Regions from separate parts of the Mus musculus genome. Here region 1 is linked to region 2. A link is a loop called in an ENCODE intact Hi-C map of the cell type or tissue named here. Cell type or tissue: heart. All regions are shown on one strand.

Evidence for each region. A loop is a pair of places that touch in the nucleus more often than their neighbours do. Peaks named below come from ENCODE experiments on the same cell type or tissue, not always from the same donor. Only the 100,000 strongest peaks of a DNase experiment are listed, where the experiment ranks them.
Region 1: it touches region 2 in a loop (4-fold over the local background); 2 of 42 quality-filtered maps call a loop at or near these places.

Annotation. Positions count from the first base shown.
Region 1 is chr11:87,881,185-87,886,184 of GRCm38, reverse strand. No RefSeq gene overlaps it. Among named protein-coding and RNA genes, the nearest start is that of Olfr462, 6.2 kb to the left of the region's middle. In heart, a CTCF peak has its summit at 2,486 (motif pointing right); no DNase peak of the experiment used is centred here; H3K27me3 peaks cover 1,744 bases.
Region 2 is chr11:87,660,410-87,665,409 of GRCm38, reverse strand. Rnf43 (ring finger protein 43) reads right to left here and starts at 2,323. Exons shown (of 10, transcript NM_172448.4): 1 at 2,188-2,323; 2 at 543-1,274. The coding sequence starts at 794. In heart, a CTCF peak has its summit at 2,907; a DNase peak (open chromatin) is centred at 2,819; H3K4me3 peaks cover 1,653 bases; H3K27me3 peaks cover 1,012 bases.

The sequences.
Region 1 (5,000 bases), 220 kb before region 2:
TCAGTTCTGTTTTAAATTTTTTACTGTGGGTTCATAGGGGAGTTCCTGGTTCTGTTTTGGCAAATCCAAGGAAGAGAGACTATTCTACCCTTGATCAGGAGTCTCAATAACCGAGGTACCCCAAGGGGATACTTGTGGTGACATCCATGCCAGAATACCCAGTAGGCACCCAGAGGAAGAGCTGAGGGAGCTGGGAAGAAGGCAGAGACAAATGCAGGGGATCCCTTCCAATACTGCCTGCCCCGAAGGCAGCAAGAGGAGCATCCCTGGAGCAGCACCATCCAATGGCACCCTTCGAGGGAGGAGGACACCAGGGCAGTCAAAGACAAGGACTCCTGCCCTGGATGTGCTCCTGACAGACGCAGGGCACAACATAGGCAGGCCAGGATGTCCCATGCAAGTCAAAGGGGAGTCATTTTCTCTGGTGAATTCACAAGCAATAATAAAACTACAAAGTACTTCCTTGTCACCACACCCTGGCAATCCTCAATGATGTCAGATAAAATATTGCCTGGCTAATGTATGCACCTGCTATGTCTCTTCAAAACCCACTCTGTCTGTCTGTCTGTCTGCCCTCCTCTCTCTCTCTCTCTCTCTCTCTCTCTCTCTGTGTGTGTGTGTGTGTGTGTGTGTGTGTGTATCTGAGTGTTCTACTACAGAACATGTGTAATGCATGATACTAAGAGAACTGAGAAAGTCAGAAGAGAAATAAGAATTGGGTGGTCCAGGTGTCTCAGGGTGAGTATGGGGAGGGTTCTGCTCTCACTTGGCTTGCTCTGTCTTTGCAGCATCCGCTGCCTGGGTTGGTGTAGGAAGGTGGAAAAAGCAAGTTGGTACATCACTCCATCAGGCTGACAACGAAGCTCCGAAGACCAGGAGGTGGCTGCAACATGACTTCCTGGACCCCGCCTGGTCTCTAGATACTCAGATGGTATGATTTGACACAGAGCTGGGATTATCTCTGAAAGGTTGTGGGGTGACTTTATGTATTAGGCTAAACACCACTCCATGCCTCTCAGCAGACGCCAAATACCTTTAAATTTTGATTTTGTCACTCAGTGTGGTGGTCAGATATGTTTGAAGGCTTCGTGGAAATTAGACAAAGGTTCCGCCTCTATGGGACTGATGTAACTCAGAGAGACCAGAGAATACCACCCGGAGAGCAAAACGCAGGCTGGCTTGCAATCCCCACATCCTCTCCTGATTAAACTGTTAACTTTACTCTCTGACTCTGACATTCATGATTTTATGTGTTTTGAATTGCTAACATGCAAAAATGCACAACTGTGGGCCTTTTTCTTCTTTTCTATTTTATTTTATTATTTTTATTATTTAATTAATTTTTTACACTCCATATTTTATTCCCCCCATCCACCCTCCAACTGTTCCACATCCCATACCTCCTCCCAACCCCGCTGTCTCCATGTGGATGTCCCCACCCCCGCCCCACCTGACCTCTAAACTCCCTGGGGCCTCCAGTCTCTTAAGGGTTAGGTGCCTCATCTCTGAATGAACACAGACCTGAAAGTCCTCTACTGTATGTGTGTTGGGGGCCTCATATCAGCTAGTGTACCCTGCCTGTTTGATGGTCTAATGTTTGCGAGATCTCAGGGTCCAGATTAATTGAGACTGCTGGTGCTCCTATAGGATCACCCTTCTCCTCAGCTTCTTTCAGCCTTCCCTAATTCAACCACAGGGGTCAGCTGCTTCTGTCCACTGGTTGGGTGCAAATATCTGCATCTGATTCTTTCAGCTGCTTGTTGGGTCTTCCAGAGTGTGGTCATGACAGGTCCCTTTTTGTAAGCTCTCCATAGCCTCAGTGATAGAGTCAGGCCTTGGAACCTTCCCTTGAGCTGGATCTCACTTTGGGCCTGTCGCTGGACCTTCTTTTCCTCAATATCCTCTCCATTTCCATCCCTGTAATTCTTTCAGACAGGAACAATTATGGGTCAGAGATGTGACTGTGGGATGGCAACCCCATCCCTCACTTGATATCCTGTCTTCCTGCTGGAGGTGGGCTCTGTAATTTCCCTCTTCTACTGTCCTGCAGTTCATCTAAGGTCCCTTCCTTTGAGTCCTGAGAGTCTCTCACCTCCCAGGTTTCTGGTGCTTTATGGAGGGTCCCCCCAACCTTCTCTCTCCTGAGGTTGCCTGTTTCCATTCTTTCTGCTGCCCCTTAGGGCTTCAGTCCTTTTCCCTCACCCAATACCAGATCAGGTTCCCCTTCTTCCCCCTCTCCCCCTCCCCGGGGGGGGGCTTTTCTTATAGAGGAACTGTGTTGGTTGTATGTGTGCACTGGAATGTATGAGTATGCATGTGTGTGTGTGTGTGTGTGTGTGTGCATATGTATGGAGGCCAGATGTCAACCCTGGACATTTTTTTCTTAGACATGGTCAATCTTGCTTTAAATCTTTTTTTTTTTTAATTATTTTTAAATTGCGAATCTATTTGTGCATGTGTGTGCAGTACCTATTAAGGCCAGTAGAGGGCTCAAGAGCTCCCGGAGTTGGAGTTACAGGCGGTTGTGAATTGCCTTAGGAGCTTAGGATGCTTAGAAGCTCTCTCTCTTTGTTTTTGAGACAAGACAAGCGCTTTCATTAGGACTTGGGACTTGTTGATTAGGTTCAGTGGCCATTGTACCTCAGGGGTACTCCAGCCTCTCCCTCCCCAACACAGGGGTGCTGCCTCGCCTGGCTTAAAAAAAAAATGTGGGCCGGGCAATAGTGGCACACACTTTTAATCTCAGCACTTGGGAGACAGAGGCAGGCAGATCTCCAAGTTCCAGGACAGCCAGAGCAGCTAGGCATGGTGGGACACATTTTCAATCCCACCACTGATGAGGCAGAGGTAGATTTCTGTAAGTTCTATGCGGTAAGTTCTGGGACAGCCAGGGATTTTTTTTTTTAAGTGAGTGCCTGCACACATGCATGTGCATCGTGTGTGTCTGGTACCCACAACGGGCATCAGATTGCCTGGAGTTAGCATTACAGGTGTTTCTGTGCTTCCTAACTCTGACTTTGGCTTTGTGTGTGAGCAGCAAGTGCTCTTAGCTTAGGAGCCCTCTATCCAGACCTCCATGTCTGGTTTCTCAGGTGGTTTCCAGGGATAGAACTTGGGTCCTCCTGTTCAAGCAGCAAGCTCTCCCTCACCCTATGCTGGTCCTTTATTGAATACAAGTGAGCCCAGGGGACCTGAGGAGGATGCAGGCTTCCCTGTCAGATTCCCATCAACCCCTACTCTGGGGGCCTTCTTTCTCCACAAGCTCAACAGTCAGCCTAGCAATCCTCATCCAGGAGGCTGTATAGGGAATCCGTCTCTCCAGACCAGCTGCAGAGTTAGGACTGACCCTTCCTGCCTTTTGCTGACTTGATTAGCAGTTCAGAGAGATCAAGTTCTTGCTCAAAGCCACACAGGTGGGTCAAGCCATGACAGAAGTGGGAGTAGTGCTGGACTTCCAGCCAGCTCTCCAGAGCCCCAAGCTGCACTGTCAGACTTGGTGAGTAAAGGTGGGGAACTCAGAGCTGTCTTTTCAGAACACCACACACACACACACACACAGACACACACACAGACACACACACACACACACACACACACACACAGAGAGAGAGAGAGAGAGAGAGAGAGAGAGAGAGAGAGAGAGATATGCAGACAGATATACATATACAGACACACAGACACATACATAGACACATACACAGTTGCAGACAGACACACAAACAGACATATACAGACACACATATACAGACACATACATAGTCAAACACACACGCAGATGCAGACACACAGACACATACAAACACACACACACAGACACAGAAACTCAGAGATACATACAAACACACACAGAAACACAGTCACAGACATACAGGCACACAGAGAGACACACACAGAAACACACAGTGACACACTCACACACAGACACACCATCATACACACACAGTGGTGCACACAGACACATGCACACACAGTGACACACACAGAGAGACACACACACATCAGCCTCTGGCACAGTGTGCTGCCACTAAGGTTTAGGCAAGCTCCCTTTCCATGCACATCTCAGTGTTCTCAAAGTTACACCAGGACAAATGACCCCCTTTCCAAAGAAACCCTGGGAGCAAGGGTGGGTCTGCCAAGCCTGAGCCTTGCTGTGTCCCCTGTCTTAATGGGGCAGTTGGAGCAGAGCAGATAAAGAGATCCGATCAGGCCTGTGGCCAGCAGTTCCACCATGGCGGGTAGACAGTTCTTGTGAAAGTGATTGCAGAAGGATGAGGTTTCAGACTGCCCAGGGAGGAGGGGAGGGGAGGTCCTCCAGTGCTGCCGATTAAGAGTCCTGAGAAGGAAGCTGTCCTCATGGTCCATGGCCTGGTCTGCCACAGCATCCAGTGACCCACAGCAAGGCTGGTCCAGGGATGGCCCTTACCATAGGTACTGGGTCCTGACATGCACGGGCACAAATCCATCTCCTGACCCAACAGCAATGGCAGGCAAGGTCACAGCAAACACATCTGCTCCACAAATCCTACCAGGCCTGCCAGGCACACCTAGGTAGGAGGCTACTGTGGGCAAACGCCTTTTCTGTGTGGAACTTGAGAGAAGCGTATTGGATTCATAAGCACATGATGAATTTTGGAAAGAAACTGTGAGACTAAGAACCAGAGGGCCTAAGCCTGCCGAGTCTTGGAAGGATTCCCTGTGGATGAGTGAGACCTAGGAACTCAGTGGGAGTCAGCCAGGCGGAGACAAAGAGCCTTCAGGGCTTGCGACTTGTGTCTGTCTGAAAGACGGTAGACTTTGCTATGAAGCTGAAAGCCAGTGTGCTTAGGAAGCAGAGGAATAGGTTTACCCTGCAGGTGAGGCAGGAGCCAGGGTTCTGAGATGGAGGGAGGGAAGCAGGCAGCCCAAGCAAGCAACTGAGGAGCTGAATGGTCAGGGCTCCACATCCCAAGCACTCCTAGAAGCCTTGTCACCCCAAAATAATAATCTCTTCCTCACCCCCT
Region 2 (5,000 bases):
TCCTCTCCATTTGGGGATTAGCAACAGGGAGCCACACGTGGTAGGAAGCCAGCCATAGCATTCAAGCTTGACCGAATTTTAAAAGTGACACAGTAATCAAATATGCTTCGGGGGCAGTCTAGAATTTCAGGGTGCCTCGATCATTAAAATTAACACTTACAATTTAACAGGATCTAAGCTATGTTCCTCAAGTCAATTAAATAAATACTTGTATTTTCATCTATCAAAATAGTGTTCCAAATATATTTGTAAAGAAAAGTTTTATTATGTATAATCCAAGAGATAATGCAACATAAGTTAAAATAAGCAAATTGCCTTCTAAAATACAGAATATATATATATACATACATATGTATATATATATTCAAATATAAAATAAGAATATGCCTTACACTACCAATAAAGCAATGTCTTCACAAAACGTGAATAAATGCAACACTAAGCAATGGAAGCCCTTGCATGGGTTTTTGCTTTGCCAAACTAAAAGAAGACCGGCATCTTTCAAGCAGACAGAAGGTAAAACAGAACCGCATTCTACTTGCCTGCATTAGCTTCCCTTCTGCTGGAGTCACTTCTGCAACACCAGCAAACACGCCTTCCAAAGTGAGGTTCAGTTTTCCTGTGGGGTCCATTTTCAAGGGGATCACTCTGATAACAGCTTTCTGTTCTGCTGATCTTTCGGACTCCACTGCCGCCGCCAGCACCCGTCCTGTGTGTCCGAAGCCTGCGTGCAGGGTTGCCATCAGCAGCCAGGGCCAGAGGACAGCCAGCTGCAGCTGGTGGCCACCACTCATGCTACCAGCTGCATCAATGCTCTTCGGCCATGCATACCGCTTCTACTACCAGCTCATCCCAAAGGCAGGTCCTCAATGCAGAAAACGAATGGGGAGAAGTGCTAGCCCTCCGTTTCAGAGAGCCAAGTCAGATTCTGGTCCTTCCTTTTTCTAACGTAGATTCCCAAGCACAGGGGGTATTCCTGATTGGGAGCAGAAGATGGCCTTTTCAGCCCACCTCTGGGGCAGGTATGTCCTTTTCTCCCATCGTCACTGCGAATACAGAAATGCCACCTCTTCTCTTTGGAATTTCCAAATGTGCTTTAGATACAAACATGGATTGGTATTATGTCAGATCACTTGCTGCTGGTCTTCCATATGTATCAGATTCCTGAGGCACTAAACCCGAGGCCGATGAAGAAAACAAGGTCAGTAAACGGCTAAAGCAGCGCATCGGAGGTGAGGGAGGAACTTCAGCTCAGAACACGAAGACATGCTGCCCTTTTTAAGCCAGAAAAAAATGTCAACCATAAATGGCTAAAGTCCATGAGGAGGTTTTCTTTTGAATAGGGGAAGAGTGGGAACTAATCAGGCCCCACCTGGAGGGATGTCTAATGATGCTGAAGCATATACTCTTAATTAAAATGTCCATGCTAAATTGTGTTTCAGCATAGTCCAGAGTTCTAGGCCTACTGAATTTATATACTTTTAAAGAACTACAATATATTATTTTGTGTGTGTGTGTTCCACCAAAAGTGCCTGTAAAATTAGGCACAAATTCATATATCTTTGACATACGACACAATTAATCTGAGTATCAAAATCTCTTCCAACTTCCCTTTTGAGATACTTGAAAAGTTTAGCTTTGCAATTATTTTCCCAGCTAAAATTCATATTTCTGTTTCCACTTTCCTTTCTCGTTTAGGGATCCCAGAGTTTATTCTCCAGTCTGAGAATGCCAAGCGCTTTGACTTTCCTCAGAATGCTGTGGAAACACATCCAGACTTTACAATCTGTAATCTTCTAGATTCAGGAGAAAAACAAAGGACTATTCCTAAGTTTTCAAATTCCTTGAGGGGGCGGAGAATAAAAGATAGGGGGGTAGAGAGGCTCTAAGTTGAGCGCCCTGAAAAAAATCAGGCTGAGGAGACCTGGGTTATTTCTATGTTCCTAGGAAACTTTGGACTCTTTATAAACATCAGATTTTTAAAATGCGCACCCTTAAGTAACTATAAATACACTTCACCCACAAAGTATGCTGCCTTTTGAAGTCATTTAAAAATCCTATAAAGTCTTCAGAGTAAGTGCTGAAAAGCCAAGCGTCTGAACGCAAACCTGTTCTATAGATTCTTTACTTTCGCTGAGACAGAGGGAGGGAGAAAACACGAAAGAATTTCAAAAGAAATCTGCAAACCTGTTGCGCTGTCGGGCCCACTGGAGTCCACGGCACGGGGATGAAACAAATTCAATTGTGCATTTATAAATCCTGCTTTAAAAAAAGACCTGAGCTGCTTAACCCAGTACGGCTCCGGCTTCCACCTTCTCACTCTGCAATCAGACCAAGTGCTCGCACTACAGGTAGGTGCTGAGAAATTCCGAAGCCCGAAAAAGTAATCCACGCAGATCAGGCAAAAACTTATTCCAAGACGAGAGCTACTGTCCTCCTCAAGAACTCTGGAAATGCTTAAAGATGAGCCAAAATCATCTCTAAAATCTAACAAAAGTCTTCTCCCTCCGCCTCTGTACGGAATATCTTGGAAGAGATGAGAAACGAAGCAGCAAATAGAACAGTCACTACCCAAATCACAGAATATCCCAGAGGGAGAAGACGGTATCCCTGAATCATGGACGGACTTGGAAGTTCAGGAGGAGGCAGGGTTGAAGTGCTTCCTTTCAAGAAAGACAATTCTGGATCAGCTCCCTACAGCAGGAAACCTGTGGTTTGTAATTGGTGTACCAGCTCTGACTTCTTCCCCTGGGACTGCAATCACGCTCTCTACCTGCTGACAAAGTGAGGGTGGAGCCGCTACACGCAAGCCGGCCCCTCCTCCTCTTGGTGCACGCACTCACTAATTTAACCAAAAGTCTTCTCTCGGTCTCTTTCTGTCTCTTGCTCTTTTACTCCCCCTAGTGAGCGACAGCCCAACTGCATGCAGTTCAATCAGTCCTTACCTTTCCCCACAGGAGATAAATCAGGGCCACCCAAATGTGTCTATTCTGTAAGCACTAGCACACTGACGGCGGTATGAGGAACGGAACAGAAAACAAAGACATCCAAAAGACAAAAGAACGGCGCAAAGTCTTGCAGTTACAAATTCAAATAGATCTCTATTCTTCCCATGTTTTAGTGTCTACAAATGGCACAAAGCCAGAATTGAGAGATCTTATACTGAGTACTTGTTGCTTATGTCTGCCACTGTGAATAAAGACTTCTGCATAGCTTTTCTTCAGTTCTTACTACGTTCAGTAGTTCTGCCTAAACTGCACCTGGATGGATCTCTCGAATCAGGTTGCTGTCAGAAGTCTGGAATCTGTTATTTCTCTCTTACTCTTTGGGTCAAACCTATTCTTCCAGTGTAAGACTCTAAGTTAGTCTGCATATAGAAGCTAAGCATTAAACCTATGCTTGGAGCTGGAGCAGTGGCTCAGTGGTTAAGAGCACTGGCTGCCTGTTCATCCAGAGGGCTGAAGTCTAGTTTTCAACATTTACATGGTGGCTCACAACCATCTACAACTCCATTTCCAGTGAATTCAACACCCTTGTCTGGCCTCCACAGGCACTGCAGACAAAACACCCATACACACAAGATGAATCTTTTCTTAAAAGTTAAATATGTCTAATAAAAACAGTATAGGTAAAGAGATTAAATTTAGCTAATTACTACCTTCATGCAATATAGTTCTTTGTAAATCTTCATATTTGAATACTGTAATATTTAAATTTTCAAATTATATTTGACATTTCTTTTTAAAATTGTATTTGATATGTATGGATGTTTTGTCTGCATGTATGTTTGTATACCATGTGTGTGAGAAGCCAGAAGAGGGTGTAAGGCTCTGTGGAGCTGCAGTTACAGATGTTTTAAGTCACGTGTGAATGCTGAGACTCAAACTCTGGAAGAGCAGTCAGTGACCTTAACCTGTGCCATCCCTCCAGCCCCATGGTCAGCATTCCATGGTTGAACTAGTAGAATTTTTCAAAATTCTATTCATAAACAACAATGTGGACATTCAACTCTGTTGAAATGTATACATTTTAAATGATTATGAAGAAGTTCTGTGTTTTAATTTAATATATAGATGAACCTGTTTGGGCATGTGTAAAAATGTGGATAATTAGCCAAGCATAGTGGCTCACAACTGTAATATTAGTAGTCACAAAACTGAATGAGAAGGACTGTTGTTAATTGGAGGCCTGTAGAGTGAGTTCCAAGTCAGTCAGTTATATCAGGACCCCCTGTCAAAAAAATGCCCTGTGGATAATTGCAATGGTAGGCTTGCTGTAAGGATTAAGTAATATAGTATCTCAGAAAGCATTAAGTTGCCCACTGATATTTTTCTATATAGGTTTTAGATGGTCTCAGAGTTTTATAGTTAATAACTAACCTGGGAGAGAGAAATTCTAATTTTTTTCTTCAAAAAGGGGGTAGGTGTCTTGTTTTTAGCCCAGGCTAGCCAAAAACTTCTGAAACTCCTGCTTAAACTTTCTAGGTGGGATTACAAGCATAGTCTATAGTGTTTAGCTCTGAAGTAAATTTGTTTGAATTTTTAAATGTATAATTCTCTGTGTGTGTGTATGAGAGAGAGAGAGAGAGAGCAAGAAGAGGAGAAGAAAGAGAGAGGTGGAGTGTGATGGGGGGTACGGGTGTGAAGATCAAAGGACAACTTTGTGCAGTTGGTTCTCTCCCTCCACCTTTACAGGAGTTCTGGGGTCCAATTCAGAGGTCATCAAGACTGCATGGGGCTTTACCTGCTGAGCTGTCTCACTAGCACAAATGTTTTGCTCTTAACCATGGCAATAGAGTGACATATCAAAATAATGAAAACTACATGTAATTATAGAACACTAGTACAAGTTAAATATCTTCAGGGTAAAGAGAAACAACAAAATAACTTCTAAGTAGACCGCACCTTTTCCTTCTTGAAACTCACAGAGTAATCAACTAATAGTTAATATACATATTTAGTTGAAAACTAAAAATATAAACTTATAAACTTGGTTGTTCT